2 separate regions of the Mus musculus genome follow, and region 2 is linked to region 1. Evidence: chromatin loops called from intact Hi-C (ENCODE). Cell type or tissue: left cerebral cortex. All regions are shown on one strand.

Region 1 (8,000 bases):
CGCACTCCAAGCACACAAGCAGCCCACTTCATGCCAATCAGTGTGAAGCCCACTTCAGCTCCTCAGTATGTGGCAGTGGACTTTCACCCATGTTTTCCCCTTGCTGGTAAGCAATTCCTACCACAGACCAACTTCTGGTCATGTTTCTTCAACTGCCTTCCAGATAAAATATCTTAATAAGCAGAGAGCCTTTGCCTGCAGGCTAAGTAAACAACTTTATGTGACTGGGGCCCTGCGAGCACAATGCTGTCACACTACTGTTAATTTAAACCACATCCTGAACCAGGTCCTTTAAGGTCATAAAATGGGAACTCCAAGCACTGATCTATCTTCTGAGACTGGCATGTTTTCTCTTGTTTCAGAAACTAGAATGAACCGAAGCATTCCCGTGGAGGTTGATGAATCAGAACCATTCCCGAGTCAATTGCTGAAACCGATCCCAGAATACTCTCCAGAAGAGGAATTGGAACCACCTGCCCCCAATACAAGGAACATGGCACCCAGCAGCTTGTCTGTGCTCCAGTGCCCTCCCCTGAAACTGGCAAACCACCAGCCTGTGTCACAACAGGTCACCTGCCTGCGAGCTAAAGTCCTGGAGGAAGGTGAAGCCAGTTTCTTTAGAAGGCACCCTGAACTTGGCAAAGATATTTCCTCATGTTCCTCTGGAGCCAGCGAGCCTGAGTCTGAGCTCGGAGCCCTCCCTCCAGAGCATCGGTTCACACTTACGGAAAAACGCAATAGATGGCTGGGATCTCAGCTTTCAGCAGCTTCTCCTGACACTGGCCATGAATCAGACAAATCAGACCCAAGTTTACCTAATGCTTTGGCAGACTCCTTCAGTGGTGGCCAAGAGATGATGCCCCGGCCCCGGCCCCGGCCTGGGCCCCACAGGCACAGGGCAGCCCCAGATGTGCCCACGATAGACACTGGCTATGATTCCCAGCCCCAAGATGTCCTGGGCATCAGGCAGTTGGAGAGGCCATTGCCCCTCACCTCCTCGTGTTACCTGCAGGACCTCCCTGGGCCTCTGAGGTCCAGGGAATTGCCACCTCAGTTTGAACTTGAGAGGTATCCAATGAACGCCCAGCTGCTGCCGCCCCATCCTTCCCCACAGGCCCCATGGAACTGTCAGTACTACTGCCCCGGAGGGCCCTACCACCACCAGGTGCCACGTAAGTTATCCTTACCGCTTCTGGACGTTCTGGACTAGGACTGAGGAAACGAGACCTCACAACACTGCCAACGTCCAGAGACTAGCTGTCGGGGAGTGTTCTCTGGTGCAGGCGTTTGCATGAGCAGTTGGTTTGCAAAGGGACCTTAACAGTGCATTTTGTTAGCCAAGGCCTGCCTCACTCGAATCTCTAGGAAAGTTAGGACAAAGTGGATCCCCAATTGGAGCACATTGAGACATGCCTCTAGACAGAGAGAAGATCCTAGTGAGTTCTAGAAAATTCGTTTTTTCCTAGTTCTTGGCGCTTCTTCCTGGGTTCTTCCTTTTCCTCTCCTTTCCCTGTCACAGATGGCAGAGGACGTGGGCGGGGCCGGGTGCCTGCTGAGTGCCAGTCACAGCACAGGTGTGCTGGATTTCTTACCTATGAAACGCTGGGAACTAAACTTTGGTAAGGCAGATGTTGGGTTTAGTTCTCAACATTTCCAGGTTAGTTTAAAAGGCTTCTGAAATTCTACTTCTCCTTACCTAATGATACTTTTTCTGGTCAGAACAGCAATGTGTGGGTAGTTTCCTCCAAATGAAATATGCCCAGACGGTGAAAAGGGGCTATTTCCTTTACCCAATGAGAAGTCCCTATTGTGGGATTTTTGATATATTTACTTCCAGTGGGCTTTTTAAAAAATCCTTTGCATATATACGTAATATAAAATAGGTTGCAGTGCTTTTAAGTGTACTTCCAGCATTGTTTTAAAATGCTCACTTGGGCTAGTGAGATGGCTCAGTGACTAAGGGCACTTGCTGCCGAGACAGATGCACCACATAATGGAAGGATAGCCATTGTGCAAATTGTCCTCTGGCTTCTACAATGTGCACTGTGGCACCCAAACACACACACACACACACACACACACAGATTAAAAAAGAAATGCAAAAAAAAAAATCAATGACACATTTTATGTAATGATGGATGCAAAAATAAAACCTTGCACATACTTAGGGTATAAGATAATGAATACTTTTGTATATACTCTTGGTAAGAGCAGAATTGGATGCACTTCTGGAAGGCAGTTTCACTATTCATCAAAAGGGGATTCATACCCTTTGGCCAGCAGCCTTACTTTTAGTAATGTATCCAATAGAAACATCAAAGAAGCAAAAATATATACAAACAGCATGTTATTAAAACACTGGGGGCAGGAGGGCAGGAGGGCAGGAGGACAGGAGGGCAGGAGAGATGGCTCAGGAGCTCACGAGAGTACTCTGCCCTTCCAGTTAACCTGTGTTCAATTCCCACTACCCATGTCAGGCAGCTCCTAGCTGCCTACATCTCTAGCTCCAGGGAGATCTGATGCCTCTGGCTTCTTGGGGCACCTGCCCTCAAAGTCCACAAACCCACATACTGGCTCACATGTTATTTATTAAAAAACAAAAACAAAAAACTACTTTGTGCTGGCTGGAGAGATGGCTCAGAGATTAAGAATAATTTCTGCTCAATCAGGAATATCAGAGATTGGATCCCAGTACCCAACCAAGTAACTCTAGCTCCAAAGGATCTGATGCTCTCTCTCTCTCTCTCTCTCTCTGTATGATATGCACAAATAAATAATATTTTTAAAACACTGTATGAAAATAAGCAAGCTACTGCCAATTAATACTGGGCAGGAGCAGTAGCGATGATCTCTGATCTGAGAGTTAACTTGAGGATGGTGTGGAATGATGGACTGGACAGAGGCTGAAGAGAGCCACAGTGCCTGCTCAGCTTTAGGTCTCTGATAAACAGCCCATCCATTACAGGGTGGTCAGCTCCGAAGGTAACAGTGCTGTGGGGTTGACTTGACATTTTCCATTTGTAATGAATGCATGGAGTCATAGCTCAACACAGGCTGAAGAGCACCTGCATGCCATGGCTTATTTATACAGTGGTCTACTGGCTCCGTATTGTGTGGCATAAACACAGTGTATACGTTCTGACATAAAAAGGATTAAGGGGGTGGGGACAAGATACAGTGTTGATCCCTTATGTGTTTACTAGAAAGGAAATTACCTGTGTTAATATACACCTTTAAAAGTCCTGAAGGATTGTACTAACATGAGAGGAAGCCGGGAATTAAGAAGGATCAAGGAAGAACTTACTTTTCCTTGTAATATTAATAGACATGCGTTAATTTTTTATAACATTATTTCTATGATTAAAATATAAATAAAAGTGGAAAGGAACAAACATGTCTAAAACCTGAGCTTGCCTTAGCTCACACTGCGTACCCTTGACCCTTGCTCCTGAGAGTCCTAATCAGAGGGATCAGGGTGGCCCAGTGCTTGTGGGGGTTTGTGCTAGGTACTGTGGCCCTGGAATATTAATGAAGTGCCCAGCAGGGCATCAAGGACTCCTCCCAGGAGGTTGCTGTGAGGACTAAATGAGATAATGCACTAAAGGCTCTAGCAAAGAGGCTGGCTGACAGCAAGCCCCAGCGCGAGCAGTTCTTAGCTTTGCTGCTATTTGGAAATGGATCCCGCAGCCCAGCCCTGTGGAGGAAGCCTTCACTTGCAGATCCCTCTTTGCTGGCACGGATTTTAGACATTCAGGACAGGTATACAAATGCTTAGTTTCATGTCAGAACTATAACTGCACTTAATTGCCAACAAAAGCACTTCAGAAGAGCTCTTCACCTGACAGAGGCTGTGCAGTGGAACCAGGGCCACGTGGTTCTTCTGCTCGGCTTTGGAAGAGCAGTGCTTCCTTGCCTGTTAATGAGTATATAAATAAATAATGATCACCATGTAAATGGTGTTTCTTCACGCTTTGCAAGTTAAAGCAAAAGTAACGTTACTGGTCATCCTTTTCATGTTAAAAAAAAAATCCAAAGTAGATGAAAACAAGAAATGTTTTCCTCACTAAAGCTCCAGGAGAAGTCGTTCTCTGTTGTCTGAGAACCTTTCAACTGAAGGTCAACAGATGAAGTCTGAGCCCTTATGTTATATACAACTTTTGCTTCCTTTATTAAGGTGGCAGAATATGATAACATGATAGGTACATGCTCCCATGGACACAGGCACACATACATATACACACACCTCACACACATGTACGCACACACACATGCACACACACGCACACACACAGAGATAGTCCGTGTGACTGTATGCTAAAATGCATTTACAATTAAAGCAGGGAACACTACACCAGATGGAAGAAACGACAGAGGAAGGCGTTGCCTTGCTGGAGCCACAGCTGCTTCCAGCTGTGGGAGTTCATCTAACAGTTTATGTTGGCCATTTTGCTTTCTGGCTAAACTGATCACATTTCATCGTGATGTTTTTTGACAACTTGAAAATCAGATTTTTATTTCCTCCCTCATAAGCTCTTTTACTACCATCTTAATAAGGAAGAAAAATGCTGACGGTTTTTCCTGATACACAGAAAACCTCATTTAGGGCTTGGTTTACAATTCCAAGTGGTCAGAGCCCAGTGACATGAAGACTGTCTGTACTGGAGCCAAGCGGCTCACGAGACTGACAAACAACAGGCGGTGCTGGGCGCTCATTTAGCACGGTACAAGATTTCCATCGGCTGTTCTCATGTTGTGCTCAGCACCCACCGCCTCGGAGCGGAGGAGTTACTCGCTAGCAAGTCATTTGTCTGTCACATCACCCACCTTCCATCTCCTACAGAGAAAACTCTCCTGATGGAATTTTAGGCTCAGGAGACAAGCCGGTGGGAAGCTATTTTTGAGTAGCAATTCTCAAGTAGGTGGCTCCTGATTTATATGCCTCGCCTTCTCACACACTGACTAGTGTGGGTTTGTGTTGAAAAACAGACACCTACAGACACACAGATTTCTCTCTGTCTCTGTTTATCTTGCACTGCATAAGGGAACTGTCTCATTTTTATCTTTGCTCACTATGTGCCTGGGAGTAGAGGTTCTATAAATATTTGTTGAATGAATGAAAAGAAGGCTCTACCTTCTGGGGAAAGGAGAAACCTCTCTGTAATCATTGGTAGAGTCTTGGTGACATCAAGTCTTTGAAAGCCATCTTTAATTGTGTAGCAGGGAAAGAAAGAAGGAAGGAAAATGAACTTGTAAATAAAACATGCCCATTCATTTATCAATTTATTTAGTAAAACATGCCGTGCTGTGTACTGGGCACTACACAATGTCAAATACAGCACACAAGCAGAGGAGACAGAAAATAAATAAAAATATGCATATAACACGAGAAAGCATATATGCTATAAAGAAAATGCCAGGGGTTGGAAAGGCTATTAATAGGCAGGCAGGCAGAGCAGGTCTCATTTGACAGACAGTTGAGCTGAAAGCTAAGGAACGAGAAGGTCAAAGAAGCAAAGAGACTGATGTTGCTATGGCGCCAAGAACAGAGGCCACGAGGGCAGAGAGAGTGATAGCCCAGAGCAGGAAGGATGCAAAGCATGGGAAGGAATCTGTATCCCATTCTGAGGGAAACCACTCTCTCTGGGAAACAGAAGCTCCGACTCTCCAGTCCTCAGCACACCTAGACCAGCACTCAGCACAGCACGGAGCCAGAAAGGCCTGGCCACGCTAGTGGAACAGAAGGATTACAGTTTGAGCAGTGAGGCCAGGCAGTCTGGCTCAGTGGGTAAGGATGCCTGTCAGTAAGCCTGATCCCTGATGCACTCCTGGGACCCACAGGGCAGAGAGGACCAATCCTCACGAGTTGTCTTCTGACCTGCAAGCATGCAGAGGGGTATACACTTGTGCACATAGACCCAGGGAATGAAAACATAGAACAGACAAACAAAAAAACAACATAAAACTCAAGCAATGAAGAGATGGTTATTTACCTAATAAACAGACTTTCTAATTTAACAACTAGCCAAATGTCCAGGCAAAACGGCCCGAGTTCCACACATAGAAGGAACGGGTTCATTTCGGATGACCCTCTGATAGTCACTTTGTGTTTTAAACAAGAGGATGGCATGGAGGATTATATTGTTGATACCCTAAGAAGCAACAAGGTGGGCCATTTCGTCTGCTCATACGCACTGGTGTAACTTCTTATCACAGGTGGCTATTTCAGAAATGAGTTACGGCTCATCAAACAGCCCACGTGCTTAGCGATTTTAATGATACGATTTGTTGCTATGAGACAAAAACATGTTGTGCGGGGGAAGTAATCTGCTCGAAATCATCTGACCTCGATTCAAAGGCTTTTGATTAACAGCACTAACACCCGCCTTCTGGAAAGGAAGCACACCCTGTGATTAGAGCTTTCGAGTCCCTTTAACGCGAATCAAATGTTATTAGGTACTCATTAATGGGTGCGGGAAGCAAAAAATGGCTCCAAAGAGTGAAAACTTCACTTGAGTTCACTTTCAGCATCTCCCATTGAAAAGCTTTCAGGGCCCTGCCAGTTTCTCCTCTCTGACCTTGTCTTTCTCATTTCTGGAGGGCAAAACTGATTTCTAAAAGAGTGAACAGCAGACATGAAGCAGGCAGTATAGCAAACCAAGACTTAGCAAGCAGGCTGCACAGTTCAAAATGGCTCCTGTTCCGTGCATAAGCTGCCTGTGTTACTAACTGCTCAGTCATTGAACACTGCCTCTGTAGCTGCACTTCGCTTGGTGAATGATGTCAAAAACTCCACCCACCCCGTGATAAGTGAAATAAACCAAGGGAAGGAGAGGCTAACGTGTCGAGGGCTGGGTCTCCTAGAACAGGTAGGTGATAGGGGTCATGAAGTTGATCTGTGAAGATTTAGGGCAAGATCTTTCTGAGTAGTGAAGATGGTAAGCTCAGATCCCAGAGGTGGTGACCAGCTTGGGGTATTCAAGATGAAGGTGGGCCATGATAAGCCTGTGGCAGCGCTGTGGGAGGCAAGATCGATGGAGAGGGACCTGGTCACAAAGGCTGGATCTTAAATGCAGTAGAGCCTGGCAGAATTGCAGCTTGAGCTGTCTCTCAATCCAAGCAGGCTAACCTAATGGAGAGCTGGGCTCTGGTCAGTGACGTGACTGCAGGATGGTTTTTCTGTTTTAGCCTGAGCAGCGGTAGCAACCTGCCTGGCTGCCCCAAACTCCCACTGGCAATCTAGACCTGGAATCTATCTGACCGGCTCTAGGAAGGCCATCAAAGCAAAACCTTAGTGGCAGACTTTCTCCTAGACCACAGAAATCTCCATGGTTCTGTCTCCCCATTCTTAGAGGCCCCCTCAGTCCTGGTTGCCTTTGTCAGCCCCGTGTTGGGACAAGCCTGGGCAATCCCTTTCTTCTCCTCCCTTCCCTCAAACATTCTGTTGGCAATAGTTAGGGCTTACCAATAGCAGGACAGGGGTCATTGTCAAAGCTAGTAGACAGTCTAGGTTGGAGGGTCACAGTCACTTTCTGCAAGAGGAAAAAAAAAATGGTAGGAAGGATACGGCTGATATAAGGGTCAAGGCACACAATGAAACGGCTCCAGGGGATTTGGCCAGGCCTGAGAGTCTTAGTAGCCCTAGTAAACTGCCAGGGTCACCCAACCAAGCCGAGTGCAGACAGTGGGGACCTGGAAACAGACACACTAGTACACATACATCGGTGCTTGCTATTCTGTGGTGGAGGCTGCCACTCCCCTGAACAAGCCTTTAAAGTACGCAAGGATTCTTATGCATACCAAACACAGGACAGTGCCATTCTCCCTATTCCTGACCCTGCGGGGTGAATCCTAACTGTGTCACTTCTAGGTTCTTTGCCAGTTTATTTCTCTGTGTCTCCCTCATATATGTTACACTGGCAGGCCAACAGAACTAATACTATAAGTCAAGCGAGGATTTAAAACCAATGACCGTTTTTTTAAACAAGAAAAAAATGCTTTCT
Region 2 (8,000 bases), 88 kb before region 1:
TTTAACTGCAAATGCATCTTCCCTGTCTGTGCGTGTTTGCAGCTACTGGAAAGCACTTGTGTGTCTAACCTAGCCCCAGCGAGTAGGAACTGGACAGTGTCGCTTGCTGCTGTTCTGTTTTTACTATACAGAGGACCAGGCTGCTAGAGAATAAACAAATGGGTAGGTTGCAGTTGTACTGGAAAGAGCCAATTACCATTCAGGGTTAAAAAAGAAGCTAAAGGCCCTTTCCAGGAGGCAGGTGTAGGCTATGGTTAGAGTGGCACTGTCAGCAGCAGAGAAGGGAGAACGTCGGGGCCATCTTAACATCTCAGCGAGAGAGAATGAGTATGAGTTGGGATTTGTTGTATTTGAGGTGTCTGTGCCGGTGCATCTAAGCCCAGAGAAGCTGCTGCAGCATCGCAGCTGATCCACTGCCACAGCAGGGTCCTCTGACCCTCATCCTTCCCACTCTGTCACCTACGCCTCTCCTAGAACTCTACTGACAGCCACCTCTCTACCCCCAGTCCCACGATCCTTCCAGAAGTTACTGGAGCCCCCAGCTGGGCCCAGGGCTTCGAGGTGAGGCTGTGCTCTTGAGCCACACCCTCTCCTCAGCATCAGTTGTTTGCTCCTCTGTCACAGCCCCTGGCCATCCGTTCCTTCTCATGGAAAATGAAAATGGGTGGGAGAACTCTCCACAGACTTGGTCTTTTTCCTCATTCCTCAAGCAGCTGAGAGCTGGCTAATGCTGATTTGAACCTGGCACACTCAGCTCAGCTAGACCTGGCCATGTTTAGCAATGACTTGCTCTTGTGGACACTTGATTTCTCTTCTCTTCTCTTCTCTTCTCTTCTCTTCTCTTCTCTTCTCTTCTCTTTTTTTTTTCTATTTTCTTTTTTAAAATTTACATTCATCCAGTAAAGTAGACAAATCTGGTATGCAACTGGGTATGTGTTTACATAGTTTTGAAAGCACCTCACAGAGAAAGACAGACCTATAAAGACCATTTCATTCCACTCTAGTCCACAATCGGCCCCAGAGAGGGCTGTTTTCTGTTGCTTCAGATTCCCTCTGCCTGTAAGGAAGTTCATGAGTGTGACTTCACAGATCCCTTCCTTAGTAAGCCACCACTCTCAGGAATAGCCTCGCCTAGCCGTGACGTACTCTTTGATCTGCTTCTTGCTTCCTGTAACAGGCCTTGGCTTCTCACAGCAGACTGATATTTCACTGAGCAGAGGTACCATGTGCCCCATCACTGTACGGAGGAGCAGTAGGGCAAACTCTACTTGGGCTGGTACAGATGAAGCTGCCGGGCGGGAGACACACCCCTATCTCCCGGGTACTCACCCTGTCAGAAGGGCTGGTACTGGCTTGTCAGCAGCAGGTGCTGTCCCAAGAACACCGATTTAAAAGGCAACTGCAGCTAGGTGACTTGCCTGGTTTGGAAATCAGAACCCCCAGGTTTAAACCACTTCTGTCACTGACACACAGGGTGGCCTCAAGCAAATCAGCTACCTCTTTGGAGCATCATGTTTATCCTCTGTAAAATAGATAGTAACAGGGCCTGCCTCACATGGATACTATATGATTGAGTAAGCAATCTATAAAAATTTGAGGGTGGTAAAATATGAAGAATTATTTTAAAACTTCAATTTTTTGTGATTGACATGTTTTCCATAGAGAGGGTTTTATGGTATTAAAAATCATTTAAAGAGAAAAAAATGTTAGTAATCAATAGAGGAAAGGTACTTATAAAGCCATAATACACAGCCAGATAGGTGGATGATTGATTGATTGACTGATTGATAGATGATAGATAGGTGAGTGGATGTGTGTGGAATGTGTGCATATGAATGTGCATGTGTACAAGAGCACACACATATCATTATTTATAGCCCAGACCAGTCTATTTTTCTGGTTCTATCTACATGTCCCACAGACCCTCTGTTCTGAACTCAACGAAGGGAGAGTCAACTAACCCTGCCCCTCCATTGTCTTGGGCAGGCCTTCATTCTTTCCTCCTGTTAAGAACCATTCATGGCTGGGTGGGTATGGTGGTACACACCTTTAATCTCAGCACTAGGAAGTCAAAGGCAGGCAGATCTATTGAGTTTGAGGCCAGCCTGGTCTGAGTTCCAGGGCAACCAGGGCTACATAGAGAGACTGCCCACTCCCACCCCCACCCTCACCCCCACCCCCAAAAAAGAAAGAAAAGAACTATCCACAGCCCCGAGCTGCATGCACATGGTTTTTATTTATATTTATTATATATCATTATTGTGTCTGACATCACATATGTACATAAGTTCTCACATGAATCCTGGTAGCAATTCTCCTGGATATCACTAACACAGGTCTCGCTGTTCCTCTGTGGGGATGGGGGCCTAAAGACTGAATACAGCCCTCATGAGCACGGAACATTTATTGGCACTGTCTGTGTACAGCAGTGGACATAGCTCTTATCACTGCCCTTCTCCTCGCTCTCTGCAGACACACTTTTCTGCTCTCTGTGCAGTATGTACAGGCTTCCCAGAAATGGAGTGCTAGAATTCTGTAATCCTGCAAGAACCCTTAGAGAAGGTTGTTGCTTATGTCGGTGTTTGCTGCACACTGTGAGCTGGTCTCTGGGGGAAGTTCAGGAGCTAGCTTCCCAGCTAGATAGACCTGTGCTCAGATGCTAGCCTAGCTCTGCCTTCCCTTGGGTTGCAGCCTCTCTGGGCCTCAGCATAGTCATCTGGGACCCCCTCTCTGGTGGCTGTGGCTTAGAAAGGGCAGAGCTGTTTGGTGTCCTTTGCTTCTGTTCTCCCTCACAGGACTTTCTCCTCCCAGACCTCCTACCTCCTTTCTCTGTATTCCTCACTCTGTTCAAAAAGATGGCCAGGCCTGGGCTGACTCTGAGCCTGGCCGGAGAAGTCGTGGCATTATCTTAGTATGAGTCCTGGAATCTCTGCAGATCTGCTCGGGCACCTGGGATAAGTTGCTTTGAACCTGCCTTCTTCTGCAAACAAAATTGTCACACGGTCTGAGAACAGACAGGAAGCACTCACCACAGAGGACTTAGTGCAGTTGGCAGTGGCATTAACAAAAGCAGTGATAAGTTGACCCTATAGACACATACAGCCGTCCTCTGCATACACGCCCACAGATAGTACCCACGAGCCATGCTGTACAGGGCCTTCCCACTGCCTCCTGCCAGGCCTTGTCCCCATTTGAATCATGAAGAGCAGGAACATGGAGTTTCTCTGTGGGTTTGGTGGGTTGGTTGATTTGTTCCAAGGCAGCAACCAAACGAGCATATAGGAAACACATGTCAAAACGATGTAATCTTTGAGTCTGTGGACTATTTGGACAAAAGGAGAACACTCAGAACTCTGGGTAACTTTGTTACTGGTTTATATATTAAGTAGAACAAGAAAAATGTGTCTGTTCAAATACTCCCAGTATTGAGCATTTAAATTGAATAGATTATTGTCTAGAGTAAAATTCACTTATAAATTAGACTACAAAGAATTCATAATTGTTACAGTTTCCATGTTCATTCGTTCACGTTAAAAATTGTTACTGCATAAATTAACACGTTCTTTCTTGGAGAACATATTTTAGAAAGATTTGTTACTTTAATAACTCTTTGTGTATTAGAAATCCCAGATGCCGGTGCTAATTAAATGTAATCAGATTTTGGATTCAAAAAGCACAGTAGCCATTTAGCACAAAGGAGCAGGCAGCTAGGTTGACAAACACGGTCAGGAAGGACTGGGTCCCTGATTCTTTTAGCTTTCCAGTTTCACAATGCAGAGCTGTGAATGCAGTTCCTGTCTTTCCTTTGTTCTGATGACTGGGGATTATTAGACTCAGGCCGCCCGCCGCTGTTCCAGCTCAAGGACTCCTGCAGAATTATTAATCAGCTGCTTCAGAGGCCCTGTAATCCAGTGGCAGATCAAGGCTGATCTCACCACGAGGTGCCCTCCCTCTGCTCCCCTCAGCGTATGAATTTCTTGTTCTCTGTCAACAACAGCATCGCCATTCCCACACTGTGTGCTGTGACCTGAACAGCAAATGTCAGCAGAGAAGGGGGGAGGTGGAATCCTGTTAATTGTTGAATTTAATTTAATTCTTTCCTTGCTAAAGAACTGAACCCATCTTTTAAGAAAAGCAAACCTCTTCCCGTCTCTTATTCCCCAGGCAGAGCTTTTAAAAGGCTGTAGTGAAGTGACCAGGCCACACCACCCCACAGGCCCACACGGGGAGTTTATCATCCCCAGAGCTGCCAGAAGCCATGTGCTGAGCCCCACGTGCAGAACTGAGCCAAGCTGCCTCCCTGAACTGTCCAGGGCCAGAGTTTGGTGCACCTCTGTCCCTGGGCAGAAGTCGGCTTCATTTGTATTCCGCTGCCTCTGTCTCTAGGCTTCCTACCACTGGTGTCTCTGGGAGGGACAGCTTTGTTCATCTGCTGTAGCTTCCGCCTAGATTAGTAGTCAGGGGAGCAGGGCAGATGCTGGGAAATGGAGATGAACTGTTGGGAGCATCATCCCCTCCTAGCAAGGCTGTGCTGACAGCCAGATGAAATAAACGAAGGGGGCTTTTAAATCACTCATTTCTCCCTAGTCCCTTTTAAGATTAAAAATGCTTGCAGGGTGGCAGGAAACTGATTTCTACCACTTCCATCCTTGGACAGCTCTGTGAGGTGGCCTAGGGAATGCAGACAGGGCCTGGTGCCAGCACAGGTCCCTGAGCCGACTCTGAGCACCTTCCTCTGTCTGCCCAGCCCACCAGTAGTCCTGCTTTGTGCTCACAGGGGCATCGTCCTCTCCTCTGTGCTGTTTTGGGCAGAGCTGCCTGGCAGTTGTTTATGAATGGTCAGGAGCAAGCCCTCACTTTGTACAGCCCACGTTTCTTGGTAATCGTCACTAAGGAAGCAGATGGTCACCCTCTGTGATTTTAAAGTGTTTAAATAGGAACTGCAGACTGCCATCAAACATCAGAAACGTCTTCTGGCTTCCTTGTCGTACTCTGCTGGCTGGCAGAAGGAGCCTGCATTTGCATCAGCTGGAGAGTGAGGGACAGGCAGAGCACATGCACACTGCCTGCAGCTACGAGCCTTTCTCCTAACCAAAGGAAGGTACCTGGGCCCAACACACTGCTCTCCACAGGGTCCCAGAAACATAGGCACTTTGCCAGATTGGAAAGCAGAAGACAGTTTAAACCAACCTGTGGTCATGCTTGTCTTCTGTACGTCCCCTCCTCTTGGGACGTTTTTTCTAGACTCAGAGCCAAGCCCCAGTATGATGAGCCTGTCCCACTCAGTATCCCCACTGTCCACACTGCCTAGCACAGTGTGGCCTGGCGTCGCCCAGGTCCCTCTGGTGGGTGGCTCACTCTGTCTGTGTTCTGCTACATTCTTAACCGAGTAATGGGCCTGCCAAGAACCCTCTCTATCCATGCTCACTGTTCAGCCCCCGGGGAGCTTGCTCACGCTTTCAGCTTGAACGTTTCTTCCATGGATTTATCCCAAACAGACCTTGGATCTGCGCCTAGTTAATCAGCCCAGAGTTTTACATTATGTTCAGGCCCAACTCCTGTCTCCTGGCACTCAGGTTTCACTCATCTCTCCCCTCTCAGAGTCCCTGATGAGACAGCACTGTCTTAATCCTTGTCACCTTCTCTGTCAGACTCCTTCCTCCACGCCCCATCCCCAGCCCCGTAAGCTAAAAATTTCAAATGGAATATCAATCATCCTTTCGTGCAGCTGGATTTTCCTTTATATTTATTCTCAAAACATGACGCTAAACTCTATGAACTTAGAGTGGAAATTTCAGCAGAATATGTTACCAGGGGTAACTGGAAACACTCAGTTTATGATTTCAGAAGCATTTGGGAAATTTGAACGTCATCCTTGGCCTATTATGAGAATTAGGAGTTTTCCTCTGCCAAATTTGACCGGGTTTGAAATTATTATTGTACTTGAATCACCACCAAATTCCAGGTTGGGTCAGCTTTGCTTCAGCTCCTAACACAGGATATCCTGTCCTAGACTTCTTGCTGTCTCCACCATCCAGTCAGCTTACTGTTACTGCCATAGTCATGGCTGCTGTTCTTCTCTAGGGTGACTGTACAGTCAAAGTACTACATACTGTTCAGCATTGTATAGGATAATTCGCACAGTCTGTGGCTTTGGAGTTAAAGAGGCTTTGGGGGTGGCTCTTTGGTTTAGAAACCTAGGCTCTATTGTTGAAGCCAGTGCATTGGATGGCTTCCTCTGCTGCCCTGGTTCTTTGGATCGCTTCCTCCGATGCCCTGCTTCTTTAGCTGGAGGAGATAATCTCTGAGACAGTGCAGTGGAACTGTCACCGACAGTCCCAGGCTGGACTGAGCTTGTGGTGTGTGATGGCCCCAACAGGCTTGTATTGACCCCAGCTGTGATCCGTTCTGTGTCTGGGGAAGTCATGAGTCACACTGGTCCCTTCTCTGTCCCCCATCTCCCTCATCTCCTCCATGGCCCGAGCCATCATCTTCGAGACAAACCACTTTGTAGCTCTGTAGGTTCAGCCCAGTAGCTGCATTCCTCCAGCTTTAGAACATTCCTACAGGAGGCTCCCTCCTCCTGGCGACCCTGGAGTGCCCCACGCTGTGCTCAGGGACTCGGCGGCTCCCTCCTCCTGGCGACCCTGGAGTGCCCCACGCTGTGCTCAGGGACTCAGTGGCTCCCTCCTCCTGGCGACCCTGGAGTGCCCCACGCTGTGCTCAGGGACTCGGCGGAGGACACTTGGAATTCTCGGTGGCTGATGGATGAGTGTGGGGATTCTCTGCATCCTCTTTCCAGCTTTTGGAAGTTTCGAAGGGCAGTGATGCTGAGGGCCTTTGTCAGTGCAACTCCATCAAAGCATTTTCTCAGCTCTCAGCTTGTTACTTACTGGGCATCAGACACTCTGCTGAGACCTGTGTACCTCCTGCCATCCCAAGTTACAGACAGGAAACTAACACTGGGGCTTTTTTTTTTTTTTTTTTTTTTGGTTTTTCAAGACAGGGTTTCTCTGTGTAGCCCTGGCTGTCCTGGAACTCACTTTGTAGATCAGGCTGGCCTGGAACTCAGAAACCCGCCTGCCTCTGCCTCCCAAGTGCTGGGATTAAAGGCATGCGCCACCACTGCCCGGCTGACAATTGGGCTTTTAAGGGTCTGGCAAACCCAGTCTGCAAGCCCAGGTTTGCCTCACTCCAAAACTCCTTTTCTTCATTTATTTTAACGTCATTAAATTCCGTCTTTACCAGCTCCACTCGTATCTGCAGAGCCTGATTTCTACATGACCATTCTTGCCCTTTGGAAGAACATTCTAGCCCAGCCCACCGTCGGGCTTGCTGCCACTGTCACTACAGAGAGGTGGTCCTTTTTCCTAGCTCTTCCTTTTACATCATTCAGAAAGCAGCCTTGGGACAAAAGGTATCTGGAGTGTCCCTGTGAGCATTTCAAACATTGTCACCATCTTAACGTATGAAGGAGAGTCCGCTACAGGAAGCTACTAAGTCAAGACCCGTTTCTGTCTGAGGCAGAAGTAGAGGACAGGTTTCCTGGCTGACCATTGGGCATGCAGCCATTCCTTTAACTGGACTGTGACTTGGGCTTGGAGTGGCCCATCCTGATGTGACTCTAACCGGACATCGCGTCTTCACTTAAAGCAGAGAGCACTAGGCTGGGTAGGCTGAGAAAAGCCATCATCTCTTACATTATTATATCGCTAGTATTTTCTTTGTAGTCAGTTTTTTTTTTGTTGTTGTTGTTTTGGGGTTTTTTTTTGTTTTTTGTTTTTTTGGGTTTTTTGTTTTGTTTTGTTTTGTTTTTTTTAAATCTTGGTCAAAGAAGACAACATATTTGGCCATTGGGGATTGAGTAAGTCACTGCTCAAGTGGGCCTTTGTTGTTTTGTTGTTGTCGCTGCTGCTGCTGAGCAGTTGTGGTTTAACAGCTTTAGCCAAAGTACTGGGACAGTGTAAGTATAGAATACGCCAACCTTGAAGGTCTGCGCT

The links. A loop is a pair of places that touch in the nucleus more often than their neighbours do. Peaks named below come from ENCODE experiments on the same cell type or tissue, not always from the same donor. Only the 100,000 strongest peaks of a DNase experiment are listed, where the experiment ranks them.
Region 2: it touches region 1 in a loop (10-fold over the local background); 6 of 42 quality-filtered maps call a loop at or near these places.

Annotation. Positions count from the first base shown.
Region 1 is chr10:39,625,488-39,633,487 of GRCm38, forward strand. Traf3ip2 (TRAF3 interacting protein 2) reads left to right here. Exons shown (of 9, transcript NM_134000.3): 2 at 363-1,172. The coding sequence starts at 371. All of the region lies in intron 2 of E130307A14Rik (RIKEN cDNA E130307A14 gene), which reads right to left. Among named protein-coding and RNA genes, the nearest start is that of Gm16364, 16 kb to the left of the region's middle. In left cerebral cortex, no CTCF peak of the experiment used is centred here; DNase peaks (open chromatin) are centred at 470, 3,738, 4,879 and 6,345.
Region 2 is chr10:39,537,325-39,545,324 of GRCm38, forward strand. All of the region lies in intron 12 of Fyn (Fyn proto-oncogene), which reads left to right. Among named protein-coding and RNA genes, the nearest start is that of Gm40627, 49 kb to the right of the region's middle. In left cerebral cortex, no CTCF peak of the experiment used is centred here; DNase peaks (open chromatin) are centred at 3,860, 4,424, 4,939 and 5,491; H3K27ac peaks cover 2,424 bases.